Linked DNA regions of Homo sapiens: region 2 is linked to region 1. The links are chromatin contacts, found by Hi-C or POLR2A ChIA-PET in ENCODE. All regions are on one chromosome and are shown on one strand. The core of a region is the stretch at or near the end of the contact, and the rest is flanking DNA. Distances in the headings are between cores, read along the strand shown. Region 1 overlaps LINC02210-CRHR1 (LINC02210-CRHR1 readthrough). Region 2 holds the start of CRHR1 (corticotropin releasing hormone receptor 1).

Region 1 (6,001 bases), core at 1,541-4,040:
CCCTTAATGATGAACAATGAGCATCTTTTTATGTGCTATTTGCCATATGATGTCTTCTTTGGTGAAATATGTCTTTATGTCTCTTACCTATTTTCTAATTGGATTGTTCGTTTTCTGACTGCTGAGTTTTGAGTGTTCTTTATATATTCTACATACTAGTTCTTTGTTGGATATATGGTTTGCAAATATTTTTCCCAGTATGTAGCTTTTTTTCATCTTTTTAATGCTTTTTAATGGGCCTTTCACAAAACAGAAGCTTTTGTGATGAAGTCCAATTTATTAATTTTTCCTTTTATGGGTGATGCTTTGGGTGTTGAACCTAAGAACTCTTTGCATAGACCTACATCCTGAAGACTTCCTCCTGTTTTTTCAGAAGTTTTATAGTTTTATGTTCTACATTTAAGTTAATGATCCATTTTGAGTTAATTTTAGTATAAGGCGTACGTAAGACTTAGAGGCTTTTTTTTTTTTTAGCACCATTTGTTGAAAAGGCTATTTTCCTCCATTGAATTAGTTTTGTACGTTTGTCAAAAATTAGTTGGGCATATTTGTGTGGGTCTATTTCTGGTTTCTCCATTCTGTTCCATTGATGTATATCTCTCTGCCAATAACATACAGTCTTGTAAGTTATCTTGTATCTTGTATGCCAATAACATTCAGTCTTACTGTAGCTATACAGTGATTACTGTAGCTTGATATGAGATGGACTGATTCCTCCCAATTTATTCTTTTTTTTTTCCAAAATTGCTATTCCTATGGTTTGGATGTTTGTCTCATCTAAATCTCATGTTGAAATTTAATTCTCAATGTTGGAGGTGGGGCCTAATGGGTGTTTTGGTCATAGAGGTGGATCTCTCATGAATAGATTAATGGCCTTCTCTGGAGTGAGTGAGTTCTCATTCAATTAATTCCTGTGAGAGCTGGTTGTTAAAAGAGCCTAGCACACCCTCCTTTTCCTCCTCTCTCTCACAATGCCATCTCTGCACACTCTGGCTCCCTTTTGCCTTCTGCTATGAGCAGAAGTAGCCTGAGGCCCTCGTCGGATGCAGATGCCTAATCTTGAACTTGTAGCCATGAGAATCATGAGCCAAATAAACCATTTTTCTTTAAAAATTACCCAGCCTCTAGTATTTCTTTATAGCAACACAAAACAGACTAAGATAGCTATTCTAGTTCCTTTGTCTTTCCACATAAATTTTAGAGTAATATTGTGTATAGCTACAAAAACTTTTGCAAGATTTTAAAAGGAATTGCATTAAACTCATATATCCTTTTGCGGAGTAAGTCAACATCTTTACTATGTTGAATCTTTCAATCCATGAACATAATACATCTCTCCATTTATTTAGCTGTTCTTTGACTTGTTTAATCTTCTTTTTGTAGTTTTCAGCATACAAATCCTGTAGATTTACACTTAAGTATCTCTTCTTTTTCTTTTTGTAGTTGCACATGGTATTGTATTTTTAATTTTGATATCCAGGTGTTCATTTCTAGTACATAGGAATACAACAGATTTTTGTATGTTTATCTCGTATTCTGTGACCTTGCTGAATTCACTTACTAGTACTAATATTTTGTATATCCCTTGGGAACTTCTACAAAAGCAATCATGTTCTTTTCAAATAGGAACAGTTTTTATTTCTTCCTTTTTAATCTGTATGCCTTTTAATTTCTTGCCTTATTGCACTGGCTAAAACTTTCACAGCACTATGTCATATAAAAGTGGTGACAGCAGACATTTTTGCTTTGTTTTCATCTAAGGCAAAAGCATTCAGTCTTTCACCATTAAGTATAATGTTAGCTGTAGGGTTCTCGTTGATGCTTTTCATCAAGTTGAGAAAGTTCTATTCCAATTTTTCTTTGAATTTTATAATGGATGAGTATTGAATTGTTGTTTAATGGGTGTTGACTTTTCAGCATCAATTGATATAATCATGTTAATGTGGTGGACAACTGGTAAATGGATAAACAAACTGAGCAGCCATTTATACATTGTATGGATGTACCAGTTTATTTATCCATTTACCAGCTGAAGGACATTTGGGGAGTTCCCTGTTTTTGGTGATTATAAATGAAGTCTGTATAAACATTCACAAACAGGTCTTTGTATGTAAATGGTTTTCGTTTCCCTTGGGAAACGAAATGCTACTCAAATACCTATGACTGGCATTGCTAATTTGTATGGTGAGTACATGTTCAACTTTATAAGAAACTGCCAAATTGTTTTCAAAACTGTGCGTCATTTTGCATTACCAAGCAATGTGTGCGAGTTCCAGCTTTGTTCAGCTGGTACTTGATATTGTACCTCAGACTTTCAGAGCCCTTCTTTCTATCTCTGCTGTCTCCCCTTCCTGAGTGCCAGAGAAGAGTGGGTATAGTCACAATAGCAATTTTCCAGAAGCAGAAGGGCTGGCTCTCATAATTCCCCTGCACACTACGAACTTCAGAACTGCAGTTTTTGGGAAGGTGTGACAAGTGTGTTGAGCAGAATCAGGACAAGGGCCAAGGCAGAAGGAGTAGTGGGGGCACAGGGTTGGCAGTGAAGGGTCCAAGTGGCAGCAGTCCACAGTGGCAGGACCTGGAACACTTCGTCTGCTCAGGGCTTGTTGGTAGTGGGAAAGGATCACTTGGGGCCCAGGAGGGGGTCCTGCTGCCTCAGCACCCTCCCTCTGCCCTCCTAAGGTTTCCAGCCATTTCTAACAGAGGAAACTGCAATCTCTTGAGATTCCTGCAGGCCCCAGGGAGGGGGAGAGTTGCCTGAGAACCAGAGGCCTGGCTTGGGGCCCAGTTATGTGACACCTGAATCTTGGGGAGAGTGGCTGTGGGACCAGGCCCCTGGGGCCTCCTGGGACAGTTGGGAACAGGGAGGGGCAGCTCAGGTTTCCTCACTGCTTGGTGTGTGACCTGGGCTCCACCCAGGCAGCAGAATAATGCCAGGCCTTAGCCCCTGCGGTGTAACACCTTTCACCAAGAAATTGCTGTCCCGCTCCTGTTCCACAGGGACTGCTCTGGCCTGGACTTTGGGTCCTGTGGCCTAGAAGTAAAGGGACCAGATCTTAGTCAGGCCTCAGGACAGAAGCCGAGCCAGTCAAATCTGGAGGAGGTGCGTGAGGTGTGTGTGTGTATCTGCGGGGTGGGGAGAGGTGTCATGTGGGGACCAGGAGCTGCCCAATATTCAGTTTCAGTTGATTAGCTGTGTGGCCTTGGACAAGTAATTTAGCCTTTTTAGGCCTGGGTTTGCCTGTTTTTGACTTAAAGGTTTGGACTAGATGGGTGATTTCTCAATTGCATTGAATGTCAGCATTACCTGGGACTTGTTTTTATAAACTACAGATCCCTGGGCTCCACCACAAACCTATTGAATCAGCATCTGTGGGCCTGGGGTCCTGGCTTCTGGCTGTGTAACGGGCTCCAGCCGGTTTTTATATGGCCAGTGTGTCACTGATATCTCCAGACCCACTTACCTAAAAGTTCACCAAGTCCAGCAGCCTAGGGCAACCTCTGGTGGAAGACAGAAAGGCAGGTCCAGGAAGGAGGGAGGAGCCAGAGAAGGGGAGCCAATCAGGGGTCAGAAAGATGGGGGGAGGAACCTGAGAAAGGGAGCCAATCAGTGGCCAGGAAGGTGAGAGGAGGAGCCACTCAGTGGCCTGAAAGGAGGAAGAGGAGCCAGAGAGGGAGAACCAATCAGGAAAAGAGGATGCGGCAGGCTGGGATTCTTCTTGCAAGGGAACCTGAAGCTTTAGTCTGGGCAGGCAGCGAGCTGGACTGGTATCAGAGGAAAAGAAGTCTCTACTTTGGCTGCTTCTGTTTGAGTGTGTCTCCCAGCACCATAAGGCAGGTAGAGAGGGCATCACCTTTGTGGTTCAGGAGAAGGGTTAGCACATCCCTTGTCTGTTTGGAGGCTCAAAGTGGGTCTAGGAGAAACTATATCTGCCTAGAGGGAAAACATATCCTGCAAACCCTAAATAGCCATGGGGAATAAATAGCACTTGGGCCCCGGCCATTCCACCCCCTCTGTGTCTGACTCAGCTTGGAGGACAAAAGAGTCCCCATCTGCTGCTTACTGGCTTTGCGTGTGTGAGCAAGTCACTCAACCTTTCTGACTCTGTTGCCTCCTCTGTAAAATGGGAATAATAATTATACCTGCCCTACCCCCACAAGGCATTGCTCTGGGCATCACCTAAGACAAGGGAGGCGAGGGTGCTCCATCAACTGCAGCATGCTGTGCAATCCATTGGGGCTAGGCACTACCAGAACCCCAGGGAGGAAGGGATGGATGGACAACCCTCCCTTGTCCCACAGTTGGAGCATCTGTGCTTAAAAGAAAACCACTCGAGTGATTATCTTTTATAAATTGTTAGATGGTCACAGATAATCTTCCCTCTGACAACCCACCTCAGTTTCAGAGGCAACAAGTACTATATGAATTTGGTGTGATCCTTTCACACTTAAAAATTTTTTTTCACATATATGCGTGGGCTCATGGGAAATATATATTGTGTGTCAGCACGTGTGTGTGTATGTGTGGCTTGTTTTACACAGAGGGTGGCGCAGTTACATATCACACAGCAAAATGCCTTTTTTAAACTCAAGGTTGTATGTTTGAGATCTAATTAGGTCATTTCTTTTATCTGCCATGTACTGTTCTACCTTGAGTCTCTCTCACATGGCATCTGTTTTGCCTGATGTTAAAATTGTTATGGCGCTAAATCATGTCTTTTCTTACCCCTGGCACAGCCAGATGGGCTGCCTTTGGTTGCAAGCCCAGCAGAGTCAGAAAGAAACTAAGGCTGTCAAGGAAACCTAAGGGTAGGTCTTCAACTCTGGGCCCGGAAGGAGCATCACCTCCACCTGGCCTTGTCTGGTTCATTTACAGCCTGCAGGAAGGAGAGGCGGGGAGACGGGGAGATGGGAGAAGGAGGGAGAGAGAGAGAGAGAGAGAATGTGAATATGAGAACGCTGCCCTGCTCCAAGCTCACCTCGCACCTCTGTCTGGGGAAAGTGGAATGGGAAGAAGCAGGTGGCATCCCCATCATCCCAAGGTGCCCTGCTGCCAACAAGACCTTGGGTGTCCATCCTTCTAGTGCAGTAGCACCACCACCGCCACCCCCCTTCAGGTGAAGGTTGCTAACTTTGAAATCAGGATGGGCTACATAATTTGCAGAGCCCAGTGCACATAAAAATGCAGGGCACTTCTTCAAGAAATATTAAGAATGCATTAGGCCAAAGGCAGACTCCTTCTAAGCATGTGGCTCTGCCTGACTGCACAGGTGGCATTCCCATGAAGCTGGTCCTGCCTGAAACTATCCTCTAAGGGAGTCCTGTTAAGGTGTGGGAGAAAGTGCGCAAAGCTCTGCAAAGGGAAATAGCTGTCATTTTGGAAGCCATCAGGATCTTTTAGTGCAGTCAAGCTGAACCATGGAGGTCATGATGACTAACAGTTCCAGACAGGTTGAAAAGCTCTGATTTGTCCCCTCTAGGGTGGGAACTAAGGACTGGAGAGGCTGCAGAGCCAGCAGATAACTCAGAAGGCCAGGGTACAAATCCTCCCTCTGTCCCTGAGGAGCTGAATGACCATGAGTTTGTTGCTTAGCTTCTCTGTGCCTCAGTTTCCTTATTAAGATAAGGTGCCCTCTTCATAGGATTGCTTGGAAGATTAACCCTAAAACTATGGAGAAGCTGAGGACATTTCCTGGCATATAATGTTCGATAATCTGGGCTGATGTTAGATATCCTTTCTGTGAGCTTTGGTTTCTTTCCTAGGATAATATAATGGGGAAAGGTAGAAGGTAAAGATGGATCTAGAGTCAGGAGTTCTGGGTTCTCTGCTACTAACCACCTGCTTACCAAGGCAGGTCACTGTCCCCTTAAGAGTCTCACTTCTAAAATTTAAGGGAGGGGGTGAGGTATGACTTTCCTTCCAGCTTTATAATTCTGTTTCCAAGGAATTCCACCTGTTCCTCTCATTGGTTTATCCCAGTGTACCCAGTGTATTAGTCTG
Region 2 (6,001 bases), core at 1,917-4,416, 44 kb after region 1:
GAAATTTTAAAATACAGAACCAGTTCTTTGCCACAGTTGTCTGAGAAGTATGGTTCCAGACCAGCAACCTCCCGGGGATGGTTAAGCCAGTGGAACCCCACAGGTAGGAAGTGCCTATTCAGCCCTGCCTCCCTGGGTCTCACCCATCATTACATCAAATCTGTCTCTCCTACTGTTGGGAAGGACATGTGATTGTCTTTTATTCCTGTTTGGAATCCTCACATTTCTCCTGTCTTCCAAATCTGGCAGATTAAATGAATGAAAGCTGATTCTGCTGCTGGCTGGACAGGAAGGGGTGAGAAGGCAAGGGAGGGATGGGATGAGAAGAGAGTTTGGAAAAGGCCATCCTGGGAAAAGAATGCTGGAATGGAGTAGGAGCCTATCCTGAGGAGGGTGTGCAGAGGCTGCTCTGGCTGGGGCTGAGGGAAGGAAGGGTGTAGGAGGGAGGGACAGGGCAGACACTAGCACCTTCACCAAGCCCAGCAGATGAGAGCCAGGCCCTTGAAGGTGAAAGGAAGTAGTTTCAGGACAAATGAAAGGGGATATTGAACCTTTTTACAGAAGGAATGTTAAACGCCAAACTTTCATAACCCCCCTGAGGCTGCCAAGGCCAAAACTATAAATAAGTAGGTCGAGGAATTAGGCAGAAGCCTCCTCCCCTGACCTGTCCGTCAGCGGGATGTGGTGGGGTGGAGGTTAAGTCAGTGAAATCAACACAGACAGGATGAAATGAGCTATCTGTAGACGCCACTTCAGAAAGCGAGAAGGTCTGACTCCTGGGCAAAAAAGTCAGGAAGAGCAAGACTTGATTGCAGTCCAATCAATGGCATTAGCATATTTAAAGATCATGTCAAGGGGAGGATAATGGGGCTCAGAGAGGCAAAATTTGATGGTGTTTATTAAGCAGAGAGAAACACAGAAGCTGGAGCCGTCTAGTCCTTAGAGAGTGTGCTCCAAGGTGGGACCAGGGAGGGAGCAAGGCCTTGGCTGGGCCTGGGCAAAGCTACCAGAGGACCAACCGGCTTCCTCTCCTCTGATTCCACAGCCTACTGCTGCTGGTGAATTTCTGATCAAGAATTCTGCTCCCCACAAAGAACTGCCTAGAGGGTGGGACCAAGCCACCCCTCACACTTGAGCATCCAGTCCACTCCATCGTGATGATGATGATGATCATAGTATTGGTGACTACAGCTAACCCTCATTAAGCTCTCACTATGTGCCAGGCTCCGTTCCAAGCTCTTTACAAATACCAACTCCTTCAAACTCCCCAACCACCCTCAGAAGTAGCGTTTCTACCCCGATTTTATAGATGAGAAAATTGAGGCATTGTTAAATAACTCTCCAAGTTTATACAGCTTGTAAGTGGAAAAGCCAAGATTCAAACTCAGGCCATCTGACTCCAGAACCTGCACATCAGACTGCCCCGCACTTAACTGTTGTTGGTAACAGTTAGTTGTCCATCTGCTTAGCATGTCCATCCCTTCTGGGGTTGGCTGGGGCAAGTCAGGGCCCAACTCGGCACAGCCAGCTCCGGAGCACTAACCTAATGGGGGTTTTGCAAGACTCGGGACTGTGTGCTTCACCTGGAAAGTGCCAGGTGTGTGGATAAGCCATGTGAGCAGCTGGCTTCCTGGGCAATGCCCCTCCCCACTTCAGTGTCCCAGGCCCCTTTAGGGCCCAGCCCTCCAGGCACTGTGAGCTGGGAATGAGGTGAAGGAGGACTAGGCTTACCCTCTGTGTGCCTCCATTTTCTCACCAGTAAACTGTGTGTGTTGGATCTTACGATCTTCTAAAATAACTCCAGCTCCAAATGAAGGCCAGTGGACCCATGAACACGCTGGCTCTTGCCCAGTGTGCTGAGAAGAGGGCAGGAGGGAGGAGTAGGGTGGGCACGGCAGGGCACAGGGTGCAGGGCAGGTGGGTTCAGTTTGATTTCAAAGCCGACTGCCCGCCGCCCCAGGTGCTCTGGTGTACCCAATAGGGGCTGCATTGGCCAGGCGGCCTAGGCTCTGCGGGTGGAGTGAAGATTTCTCTACCTCCCAGTTTCTCCCTTTTCAGCTCTGGTAGGAGAGAGGAAGAGTGAAGAGGAAGTCAAAAGTTCTGTTCATCTGGAAGGGCTGGGAGTTGCTTCCTGGGATGGGGAGCTCCGAAGCCAATTCAGAAGACGGCCCCGGGGTCTGGCGGGGAGGCCCACCGCTGCCCAGAGGGCTCGGCCGGCCGGGAGGGGGCGCTGTGTCCTCCCCACGCCCTGCCCGCGGGCTCCTAGCAGCGTTCGCCGCGCTGCAACGCAATGCGCGCCCGGCTTTCCCCTGGGCAGCGTTCAGTGCCCGCTTGTCCTGCAGGGCACCGCCGTCTCCCTTTCATCCTGGGGCTCCCAGGTCCAAAGGGTTCCCAGATCCAGCCTCTTGCCTGAACCAAAGTGGCCAGGCACTCAGTTTGTAAGATGAACAAATGAAGGAAAGAAGGAACGAATGAATAAGGGCTCATCTTGCAGAGCGTTCGCGTCTCAGCGCGCACCAGGCACATCAGTGCCAAAGGTGCTGGGGGTCGGGCCCAGCGCCCGGCGCGGCTGGAATGGGGGCGGCGAGGAGCTCCTCCTAGCCAGCCGCAGGGCGGGAACTGCCCAAACGCAGGTCGCAGCCTCACTGGGTTCCGCGGCGGCTCCGCTCAGTAGGGACCGCCCTGTTCCCTAGCCCCCAATAGCCTCGCCCTCATAAATTCACCTGAGCACCCTGGCCCAAGTCACCCCAGATCCCTGGGACTTCCCAGGCCCCGACCTCGGCCGGGCGGGAGGCTGATCCTTTACCGCGGCCCCCTTCCCCCATTCCCGGCTTCTCCCCGGGCTGCGGCGGCCGCCACTGCTGCCAGCGCGCCCCGAGGACTGCCGCAAACCCCGGGCGCAGGGAAAGGGGATCCTGGCGGCGGGACACAGAGAGCGGGCCGGGGGAAGGGGAGGGAACGGAGGAGGCGAGGAGGAGCTGGGAGGGAGCCGAGGGGCGAGGCGCGGAGGAGGGACCGAAGGGGAGCGGAGGGGAGAGGGAGGGGGAGGAAGGGGAGGGGACGAGCTGGGCGAGGGGGCGGGGAGCCGAGGCGAGGAGCGGCGCGGACCGTGGGGGAGGTGGCGGGGGCGAGGCCGGCAAGAGGCGGCCGCGGGCCGGGCTGCGTCGGGAAACGGCGGCCAGACTTCCCCGGGAAGGGGCGAGCGAGAGCCGGGCCGGGCCGGGCCGGGCCGCGGGGCCGGGAAGCGCCGAGCCGGGCATCTCCTCACCAGGCAGCGACCGAGGAGCCCGGCCGCCCACCCCGTGCCGCCCGAGCCCGCAGCCGCCCGCCGGTCCCTCTGGGATGTCCGTAGGACCCGGGCATTCAGGACGGTAGCCGAGCGAGCCCGAGGATGGGAGGGCACCCGCAGCTCCGTCTCGTCAAGGTAACAGCCCGCCGGCCATCCCTCGAGCGCTGGCGCCCCCGGCCCCTGGCGGACGCGGGACGGGGCTGGGCTGTGGGTGTGATGGGGGCGGGGGCGCTGGGAGAGCCGTGCTTAGGTCGGGGAAGGCTGGGCTCCGGGGCAGCCTAACTCTCTGGACCTTTGGAGCCAGGGTTGGGTAGGCAGGGGGAGACTCAGGTGAGAAAAGAAATCGTGGCGAAGCCGCCGGGATGTTGGCGGAGGAGGGGGTCCGCCCACCCGGGTAGCCGGCTCCGCGCCAAGAATCGCTCTAGGCTCTCGGGCAGACGCCTAGGGGAGGGGAGGTTCCACCTCCCACGCCCTTCCTGCAGACCTCGGCCCCGGGACTGGAGACTCTGAAGCGGGGTTCCCACCTCGCCCCAGCGCCCCCAAACAGCTCCCCGACTCCGCACGCCCCCGCCCTAGTCTTGGGAGCGCGTCCTGCCCCTTCCCCTCCGCGGCGAGCTGCGAGTCCGGAGAGATGAATGCCGCCCGCGCCTGCGAGCCCTTGATCAATATCGCAGTCTCGGGGGAGGAGACGGTGCCTCTGGCGGCAGTTCCTGTTCCCCGACCGCGGCTGGGAGCGCGACGCTCGTTCTCCGAGCCTGGGCACCCGCGATCCCCGCGCTGCGCGGCCGACCCTGCGACGCGGATCGGGCGCTGGAGTTTAGGAAAGTAGCCAGACCGCACGTCCAGCGTCTGCCCGCTGAAGTTCGTGGGCGGTGGGGGCGGCCCGCGGGTTGTGTGAGCCAGGGAAGGGCCGGGAGGCCGGCAGTCCGGCCCGCCGCTCGTGTCAGGCGTCACTTGCAGCCCCAAGCGCTTTCCAGAGCGTTTTGGTTTTGCAGGGTATAGGCGCGCCCGCTGCAGCCGGCCGGAGAGGCGGGTGGGCCTCTGCGCTGCTGCCGGGACACCCCGCTTCGCGCCAGTCTGGGCATCGCCTCACCCGGGGCTCGGGACTCCGCAGGGTCCGCTCCAGCCACAAACATAGACACCAGCTTGACCCGGCTCAGGGCATTCAGAGCGATTACATTCAAGAGACTTCGGTGGATTTGGGGGAGGGGTGCGGATTGGCGGAATTTCATTTTTCCATCAGTTATTAAACCAACTGTACGTATACCGGCTTACCAAGTGGTTTGAGTTAAACCACCAAGATTTTTAAATGCAGCAGCTGCTGCTTCCTTAGTTGAGACGTTACAAGTTACTGAGATTTTTCTCTAATCCTGCCCCTCCCCAAATATTTATAAATTGATTCTTAAAATGATCAAGGGTTGGTCTTACTGAACCCACATCCCCTCCCCCATCCGTTACCTGAGGGCTAGGGATGAACTCAGATTATTTTCTGGGCGTTCGAGGAGACAGACAGGTGAGGAAGGTAGAAGAAAAACATCCAGAGAGGTCGAGTAGTTGGCACTGAATGGGAATAGTTTCCAAAAGGCTCGCGTGTACCGAAGCCTGGTCTAAATGCACAAACCAGTTAGACCAAATTCAGTCTTTTAAATGGATTCAAAGAACTGAACTGCGGGTGTTTTCTTTTCTTTTTTTTTTTTTCAGGTTTACGCGGAAATAGATCAATGTTCTTTTTCTGGCCTTTCATAGAATTGTGTGCAAATCTCTGTTTAGAATGATCATGTTTTCCTTAAAAAAGTCTTTTTATTTCCTTTGTTCCTACTAGATGGTGGGGTGTTTGCCCTTTATGCCTGGCCTAATAAACTCAGTAGGCATTCAATAAATTCCAGATGAATGTGGGGCAGTGAGTGAATGGCCAGCGAATGCTGGTTTCAAACGTTGGTTACAATTAAATAGTTGCTTTTCTTCTTTTATTTATGTAGCATGTACAATTCACTGGGCATTATTCTACCTGCTTTGCAAATATTAAGTCATTTAGTCCTCCTAACAGCCCTAGGAAGTAGGAATTATTCCTGAGACACAGAGAGGCTAAGTAACTGGTTCAAGGTCACACAGCCAGTGAGTAGTGAAGTCAGAATTCAAACCCAGACACTCTGATAAAAGGCTTTGTTTTGTTTGCTTTTACCAGAAAATATCCTTTTTTTTTTTTTTTTTTTTCAAGACAGGGTCCCACTCTGTCGCCCAGGTTGGAGTGTAATGGTGTGATCATGGCTCACTGAAGCCTCAACCTCCCTAGGCTCTGGTGATCCTCCCACCCCAGCCTCCAGAATAGCTGGGACCACAGGCATGCACCACCACACCCAGCTAATCTTTGTATTTTTTGTAGAGATGGGGTTTCCCCATATTGCCCTGGCTGGTCTCAAACTCCTGGGCTCAAGCGATCAGCCAGCCTCGGCCTCCCAAAGTGCTAGGATTACAGGCATGAGCCACCATGCCCGGCCATTACCAGAAAATATTCGAAGCCACCTAAATCTCACTCTAGAGCTCAGCCAGATGAGAGCTCAGGTAGTTTTGTCAGCATGAGAGTACAAATCTAGGGGATTTAGGGTTAATCCCAAATCCAGCTCCATCCCCAACAAGTCAGCCAGTGTTGGGAAAGGGTCCACTCTGGGGCCTATATTGTGGGCCTCACACTATAACAGTTACAGAGTCCTG

What was found. Hi-C counts contacts between places; a loop is a spot of excess contacts on that map. ChIA-PET counts read pairs that join two places held with the same protein, here RNA polymerase II (POLR2A).
Region 2: a map with no recorded cell type shows a loop between it and region 1 (1.9-fold over the local background). The contact joins the promoter of CRHR1 here to the enhancer-like site in region 1. A Hi-C loop is called at or near these places in 1 of 168 maps with a recorded cell type or tissue (IMR-90) and 2 of 37 single-sample maps with no recorded cell type. POLR2A ChIA-PET finds 5 or more read pairs at or near these places in 4 of 52 experiments (H1, HEK293T, SK-N-SH and 1 more).

What each region holds. Positions count from the first base shown.
Region 1 is chr17:45,737,126-45,743,126 of GRCh38, forward strand. All of the region lies in intron 3 of LINC02210-CRHR1 (LINC02210-CRHR1 readthrough), which reads left to right. Among named protein-coding and RNA genes, the nearest start is that of CRHR1, 44 kb to the right of the region's middle. Within about 2 kb of position 2,791, at least 3 of the 41 ENCODE cell types and tissues checked have a DNase peak (open chromatin) inside an H3K27ac peak, as active enhancers do.
Region 2 is chr17:45,781,154-45,787,154 of GRCh38, forward strand. CRHR1 (corticotropin releasing hormone receptor 1) reads left to right here and starts at 3,167. Exons shown (of 13, transcript NM_004382.5): 1 at 3,167-3,424. The coding sequence starts at 3,392. All of the region lies in intron 3 of LINC02210-CRHR1 (LINC02210-CRHR1 readthrough), which reads left to right. RefSeq lists an enhancer at 3,894-4,394.